Regions from separate parts of the Mus musculus genome. Here region 2 is linked to region 1. The links are chromatin loops, found by intact Hi-C in ENCODE. Cell type or tissue: gastrocnemius. All regions are shown on one strand.

The links. Peaks named below come from ENCODE experiments on the same cell type or tissue, not always from the same donor. Only the 100,000 strongest peaks of a DNase experiment are listed, where the experiment ranks them.
Region 2: a loop joins it to region 1, with 3 times the contacts of the local background. A loop is called at or near these places in 4 of 42 quality-filtered maps.

The regions. Positions count from the first base shown.
Region 1 is chr6:90,427,192-90,431,191 of GRCm38, reverse strand. Cfap100 (cilia and flagella associated protein 100) reads left to right here and starts at 2,712. Exons shown (of 17, transcript NM_173775.3): 1 at 2,712-2,813; 2 at 3,649-3,754. The coding sequence starts at 3,703. In gastrocnemius, a CTCF peak has its summit at 2,298 (motif pointing right); DNase peaks (open chromatin) are centred at 2,310 and 2,671; H3K4me3 peaks cover 1,215 bases; H3K27ac peaks cover 1,052 bases.
Region 2 is chr6:90,334,980-90,338,979 of GRCm38, reverse strand. It overlaps Uroc1 (urocanase domain containing 1), which reads right to left. Exons shown (of 20, transcript NM_144940.2): 2 at 1,991-2,121; 3 at 1,230-1,323; 4 at 711-770; 5 at 302-430; 6 at 116-177. Among named protein-coding and RNA genes, the nearest start is that of Uroc1, 3.7 kb to the right of the region's middle. In gastrocnemius, a CTCF peak has its summit at 1,742 (motif pointing left); no DNase peak of the experiment used is centred here.

The DNA.
Region 1 (4,000 bases):
AACCTCCCACCCTGGAAGCCAGAGACTTTGGGGGAAGGGAGAAGGTTCTGGCATTCAGATGACACAGCCAGAGAGGACCCTGAAGGTCAGTGGTGGCCCTGACAGTATATGCTGTGGATAGCTTTGGGCTGTCTCCAGATTCCCTCATCCTGTGCCTCATGTGCTGGCCCTGCAGGGGTGGTATATGTGTGTATGTGTTTGTGTGTATATATGTGAGTGTGTGTGTGTGTGCATGTGTTAGGATCTGAGAATCCCCACGGCGCAATTCCTCTTGTCTGCCTTCTGTTCCCAGACCCATACACCTTTCAAGGATAGAGAAAGAGAACAATTCCCCTTTAGGAATATTGATAGTTTTTCCCAAAACATTTTATTATGAAAACTTTTGAACTTTAGACATACTTGGTGCTGGAAAGAGATTTTTTTTTTTTTTTTTTTGAGACAGGGTTTCTCTGTATAGCCCTGGCTGTCCTGGAACTCACTTTGTTAGTCCAGGCTGGCCTCGAACTCAGAAATCTGCCAGCCTCTGCCTCCCGAGTGCTGGGATTAAAGGCGTGTGCCACCACGCCCGGCTTGGAAAGAGATTTGTAGGAGGACCCAGGCCACCACATAGAGGGCTTTTGCAGGGACAGCTACAGTGGCCTTACTACACACCATCTCCTTAATTTTTAAAATAAGCTTTCATCATCAAATGTTAGACTAAGATTAAAGATCTCAGCAGGCAAAGGCATTTGTCACCAAGCCTGCTAACCTGAGTTTGATCCCAGGAAGCCACAGGGTGGAAAGAGAATCCACTCCCCTAAGTTGTCCTCTGAGCTCTCCCACCCCGTAAGTAAAAATTTGTTTAAATTTCCATACCATGCCACATCTTCTAGATGATCTCTTCTCTAACCTTCCGAGGAACCAAGAGGCACAGCAGAAAGCTTATCGTCTTTACCGAGCACGCCTCCAGGCTTCCCCGATCTCTGGTACGAGACACATCGTTTTGAATAATGCATAAGATCCACAAGAGGTGGGAGTTGGAGCGTGTCTGGGTAACTGCCTTCACCGGTGTTGACGTAAAACCAGCTCTGCTTCACAGGAAGTAACTAGCCAAACACTGAGCGGCTATGGCCGAGGAACACAGACTTGGGTTACAAGGAAGGGTGTGGAGCTCTCTGCTGTGGGCCTCAGATGCCATCTGAGGACATTCTCGGCCTTTGTGTTGGTAGAAGTTAGAGGTGTGAACATTCCGAGAAGAGTTATGTAACAGTTACAAGAATGTTCTGTCAATCACAGTGGCTGTTTCGAGGGCTAGTATTACCTCAGATAATTTTGGCTCTAGATTTGCAGCATTCCAACTCTCCGCAGTCTTTGAGGTTTCACCGATCACTCTGGCTTGTACAATGTTGAACACAGTGTGCCTTTCTTCTAGGATCTTAGGCTCACATTGGTTCCTCATGCTGAGGGGTGGTGGTTCAGAACCGGACCTAGTCATCAGGATGGTAGTAAGTACTGAATGGATCTGCGCTGAGAACAATACCTGGCTTAAAGGACACCCTGTGAGGGTTCACCGGGGACTCAGGACAGGTGTGCTAACACCAGGAATGGTAGCACCCTCATTTGTTCTCTTTTGGTGGCTTATTTTTCTAAATTCGTAAAAGCCCTCGTGGTGTGAAAGATGAATGATTTCTGAAATATTTGCTTGACTGGTTGAATAAATAAGCACTCCAAACCTGGTGCAGGTTTTACTGTTGTTCTTCCTTCCTTCCTTCCTTCCTTCCTTCCTTCCTTCCTTCCTTCCTTCCTTCCTTCTTTCCTCCCTCCCTCCCTCCCTCCCTCCCTCCCTCCCTCCCTCCCTCTCTCTCTCTTTCTCTTCCTTCCTTCTCTCTTTCTCTCTTTTTCTTTCCTTCTTCCTTCTTCTTTCTTCTTCCTTTCTTTCTTCCTATTATTTTTGTTTTGTTTTGTAGTTTGTCTGGCTATTTTGACAGCCTACTGGGAAGCTGAGGCCAGAATATTGGGAATTCTAGACCACAGTGTAAGGGCCCTCCTCCAACACCAGGCAGGGAGCCACTTGCTTGCAAAGAGTATTTAACACTAGCTGCATAAAAAACAAACAAACAAACAAACAAACAAACAAACAAACAAAACCAACAAACCACATATGCAGGGCCCACCCTTTCTTCCTGGCTCCCCCATGCCCAGCGCTGGACTGCCCTGCGGGATACTGTCCCTTTGGTGATTCAAGGGTCCCTGACCCATTCCAGGATCCTTCTACACTCCTACCCCTGGCCTTCTTGCCTTGGTTCTATCTCTCCACCCACTGGGTGGCGCCAGCGACCCTGAGTAGCGCCAGGAGCTAAGGGAGACTGTCTTTGGCACATTCCTAGCCTGTAGACTGTTTTACCGTCGTCCTCCCCGGCCCCAAGACTCCTAAATATTCTCTGAAGAGCCAGGCTGTTGTCTGTGCCCTAGCTGCAACAAAATCCTTTACGGATGGGCAGGAGAATCTGGGGGTGAAAGAAGCTAGTGCGCTGGGCAAACGTACCCTGTCCCCGGGTTGCAGGGTTGCAACAACCCGGATCGCTCTGCTTCTAGTCGTTGTCCCTTCCCTGAGTCCGTGTCTTCTGCTCTTTAGCTGCCACAGTCCTGCACAGTACTCCGCGCCCGCCGGCCCGCCAGCCCGCCCAGTGTGCCCGGGCCCGCCTCCGGGGCTTTATGACATCACAGCTCCTGTGAGAATAGTTGCCTTGGCGTCGCAAACGCAGTTCAGGACCAGAAGACTGGAGAATTGCCGACCGAGGCTTCGGAGCAAGCTGAGTGCACGCGGCTGGTTGGTGCGCGCGGGGCTGGGCCAGGGGGCTTGGGGGTGGGCTCCAGCGGGGTGGCTGTGGGGCTCTGGTCCGAGATCAAATACTCTATTGGGTCCCTTGCAAGGCTTTGCGTCCTTCGGTGCTCTTTTCCACTTTATCTATGACAGGCCCCATTTAAGCACTGGTCCATTCCCTTGCTGCTGCATTCTTGCCCCAGGGTGTGGTGTGCCAAGAGAAGCTGGGGTGTTAGGAGGCAGGATTCTCTGGTAGTGTTTTGGCTGAGGTAGAGATGCTCAGACTGCAAGCAATCCTGGGCTCCACCCTCGGCCCTGCTTCGTTGAGATTTGGAACACTAGTTGAGCTTCTGCAAACAGGAAAACTCACTTCATTTTGAAGGGAACCTAGCATAGCATAGCGTCGGGAGCTCTAACAGGTGGAACAGAGGGCTTGCTTCCGTGCAGATTGCATTCTGGAAGACATATGCAATAAAAGTCTTGTAAGAGGTAACCACTTGACCTTGTAAAGAAGAAAACGAAGGGTCATTACATGCATTGGTGCAGGAAGGTCTCTCAGAGTGACATCTGAGCCCAGTTTTAAAGGGAGAAGTCCCGCCCCTCACCCTTCCAACCTCACCTAGGTGAGAGGCTCCCCAGAGGCTCCAGGCAGACCAAAGCTGGTGTGTTCCGAGAACAGGAAGATATGGGCCAGCCTTGCCCAGGAGGGGAATAGTAGATTCCATTAAACCTGGATACAGGGAATAGGCAGTGTTAGTCCACATAGTGGAAATGCAAGTCACTCAGTTCAAAGTGGGCTGTGGGTTTGGGGGAACCATCCTCTCAAGTACTGTGTCACTCTCCAGGCGAGAATCTGCTTCAGCTAAGGCCAAGCTTTGCACACCGGTTGGTCCTCAGCCATGGCGTTCAAGGCACGGTCCTCTAGGTTCTCCGTGAAAATGGTTGAAGACAGTAAGTACTGAGCTGGGTGGGGGCTCCTGGAGGGCAAAAGGAACCCTGGGACAGTTTGGTGTAAACTCACTCAAATACTGACGTAGTTCTAAAGCAACACTGTGCATGCTTTTCCTGTGGCTATCGTGATGCAGAACCCCACCTAGGGCTTCATGGCTTAGCTGGTAGAAGCCTGTTGCACAGCTTTGACTGCCATGAGAAAAAGGAGCACAGGGCTGGTGCCTTCTGAGGTTTGTGGAGAGTCTG
Region 2 (4,000 bases), 92 kb after region 1:
AAAGATTCTGCTGTACTATGGTAGTTGTAAATCTTCTCTGAAATCAGGCTTAACACAGCCCTGTTGTCCCAACACGAAATGTATCTAAGGGCAGAGAGCTGACACAGCGACTTACATGGTCACCCCCAAGGCAAACAGCTTCTCATACTCTGTCCTGGAGGAGTAGTTGGGAATGACCTGGAAAAGAGGAAGGGACAGAGAGTGAGTGGGGTGCTGTTGCCCGATCACCTCCTCAACCAACAGCACCCTCTTCCCCAAGCCCGGTCCTGGACAGGCTGCATGCCGGCTGCCTCAGACTCACCATCCCGTTAGTGATGACCAGCCGTGGGGCACGGGGGCTGCTGGGGAAGAGGCCCAGAGGGTGTCCACTGTACATGACCAGAGTCTGTTCCTCAGTCATCTTCGACAGGTAGGACATGGTCAGCCGGAACTGGATGGACAGTGCACATGCAGGGCTCTGTAAGTGTTAACTGGCACCCACATGGGCCCTGCACCCCACACCTAGATCCAGGGATTCTTGCAGGTTCTGTCGGTCCACCTAATAGCATTGTTTGCCTAGATCCTCTTTAATCTCCGGGGTCTCCTAGTACCTCCCATAATGCACCTCTACTCCTTCTTATAAGTGAAGCATCTCCAGGTCATTGCCAGTGCTGAAGCATTAGGCATCAGGCAGAACCATGGACCACTGAGTGCCTGCCTGGCCACCATACCTGGGCCCAGTTGCTGAACACTTGCCCGTTGCCTCCGTAGGTCACCAGCTCCTGTGGAAACTGAAGAAGATGTGGCATTGTCTGAGATGGGGCTGTGGACAGGGCCCCTACTTGCAGCTATACTCAAAGGAACAAAGAAATGGGGGCAAGGAGAGAAGCCTGAAGGGACACATGGCAGCCACCAGCCATGTGGGCTACTGAGCATGGCTGTCTATGTGAAATGTGTTCTCCATGTCAAGATTCCATGTAAAGGGAGGGACAGAAGAATCTCATGAATAATGATAAGATACAGTGTGATAAAGTATTATTAAATATTTTTATTCTCAGGTGGTTATTAGAAAGCTACAGTTATAGGTGTATTAATATAACTGTATTGTTATATATTTTTGTTATTTTGTATTTGTTTCCTGCTTTTGATTTTGCCAGAGTTGCAGACTGCACTAAAGGCCCAATGGCATTACTCAGGATCTCAGGTTATGTTTCCCTGGACTGTGCTGGCCCCGGTTTCCCGGGCAGTACCTGGGCCACAGCAGGGTCCAAGTTGTTCATGATCATGTGCATGATGGCTGCAGCTGCCCGTGTCCGGCATGGGTACTGATCAATTGGGTAGGCTCTGCAAGGAAAAGCCCCACAATGGGCATAACAAGGGAATCCTCAGGCCTACTGTCCCACTAAGATGCTGAGCCTGCCCTGGCCAAGCTGACAAGGCACCTGAAAGACGTCCTTAGAATCACGAGTGGGAGTGTGGGGGTGGAAGTGGAGGCCTGGGGTGGGGATGGGGGGTGAAGATGGGTGAGGAGCACCAGACTAACCAGCTGCTAGGCAGCCTGACTTCCCACATGCCCAGAGCAGGAAGTCCGGCCCACTCCAGTCACTGTCTACTTCAAACCTGGGAGGAAGCTGACTACAAAGAGAGCTGAGGCCTGCTTTCCAGAGCCCTCAATCTTTGGGAAGTTTAGTTATTTGTTCTTTTATTCACTCATCAAATACCTCTGGGCAGCAATTCCATGGAAGGTGGCAGAAAATACAGAGGGGACATGAGGACGCCATCTTCTGGCCAAGCAGGTCAGTATCAGACCCTACACTCCCCCATCCCCCTGCAACCCCCCCTCAGGGAGACATCTCACTACTTATTTTCTCTGAGCAGAGGTGTCACCTCACTGTACCATCCCCATAGTTCCCCCATCTCAGACAGACTGCCCCCGCCCCCTAGCCACAGATTCCTGGAGGCTCCTGACTTTTGCACAGCCCTGTCTGAAGCCAAACCCACGAGAGCTTACCTCATCTCAATGCTGGGGCAGAACCGGTACATGTAGATGTGTCCAAACTGTCTTAGCTCCTGGGCAAACTCCAGGGCCAACAGTTTCTGGACATCAGGTGGGAAATAGCGCAAGGCATTCCTCAGGGCCAGCTGGGAGGAGAAGGGTGAGAGGTGGCTGGGTTAAGGGCCCTGGAGCCCTCCAGGTATTCCATCTTCCCTCTCCACCTGGATTGCCTCTGCTCCACTCAGAAACTGGTCAAGCCACTCTGAGAACATCTGCTTTGTCTTCAAAAGAGCCTTCCCTGATAGCCACTGGCCTTTTTTTTTTTTTTTTTTTTTTAATGAGGGTAGACTTTACATTCTCTCTTCTTGGCCCCATCTGGTCTAGGGGCTGCAGACTTAGGGAAGGAAAGCAGAAGCCACTGTAAGCCCAGAGAGGCACCTAGCTTGGCCAGTGGTACAGAGGCTGTGTTCTGGGATGGGCAGACTTGGGCAGTGTACATAGCTGATACGGTAGCCACTGTCATGGCCCCACCATCATGGTCCCACCATGCCCACGTTCTCATCCACCAGCCTGCATGTGGCCTTACCAGGTGAAAGGCATTTTCCACAAATAACTCAGTTAAGATCTTGAGACTGTTCTGTGATCTTCCAAATGAAAAGTCACATAAACATGAAGGACCTTGTAAGAGGCAATGGATGCCAGTGTCAGACGATATGAGAACCAGGCTGAGCAGTGAGATGTGGATTTGAGGATGCTGTGTTGCTAAAGACATAGCTGTATGTACAGAGGATTTCCCCAGCAGCACCTGGGTGCTCCGCTTCCTCCTTTACTGGCTCTGTCTGGAAAGTGGGGGTAATAATGAGCCCAACTCCTAGGTACTAATGAACTGACACAGTTTGTGTGGTGTTGGGCTGACCTACGGACCCTGTGAGCACCAGATTACAGAACTGTCCCTTCCCACACTTGTGGATCTCTGCCATGCTCCCTGCTGCCTGGGATCTCTACAAAAAACGCTCCTACAGACCCGGAAGAGTCATGTTAAGCACCCAAGCCATGCACCTACTCAAAAACCTTTGAAGATCCTCCACTGCCTATCTTTTTTTTGTTCGTTTTTTGTTTTTTGAGACAAGGTTTCTCTGTATAACTCTGGCTGTCCTGGAACTCACTTTGTAGATCAGGCTGGCCTCGAACTCAGAAATCTGCCTGCCTCTGCCTCCTGAGTGCTGGGATTAAAGGCGTGTGCCACCACGCTCGGCTCCCACTGCCTATCTTGTGACACTCGCAGGGTCCTTGGCATACTGGATCTTCTCCAGTCATGCTGCATTTGGAGCTCCAAGTTCTGCTCCCAGCTCTACTTGCATGGAGTCTCCTCCACCTTGGAAGGCCCATCTCTGCCTTTCAATGTACTGTTTCTATTGTCTCCACACAGCCCTTCTTTCCCTCATAGAATCCTTGTCCAAGCTTCCATAGCCACCTCTGCCCAGAAGTCCTCCTATGTGCCTTGTAGGATGTGGGGTTGGCCTCTTAGCAAATGTTCTTGTTCATGCATTCAGTGAGCACATGCTGGTGTTGCTGGACCCCAGAGACCACCGCAGGAGAGCCCCCAGCCAACAAGCTCAGGATGGTATGTAGGCAGACCACCATGCAGACCCGCCATGTTAAAGGCCTCTCAGGATAGTGTGTTGATAGTGACAGGCATCCAGGCCCACCATTGTGAAGGGCTCAGCTGCGGTGGATGAGACAGGACTTGGGAGAAAAGGTCTCTGAGAGAAACTGCACACAGGGGAGAGTGCTTCTAACAGCAGAACTGCTCCCCTTGTGAGGCACAGTGTGAAGGTTCACCAGGCCTGTGCTGAGTGTTCACTGACTAAAGTATAATAGGGGACGCTCCTCATGTAAATGGAGAGCTGCCAAAGAAAAGCAAGGACTGAAGCCCGAGTCTGTCTGAACAGTGAAAGAATGAGTAGTGTGAAGGTGTGGAAAGTACGCACACCTGAACACACACACACACACACACACACACAC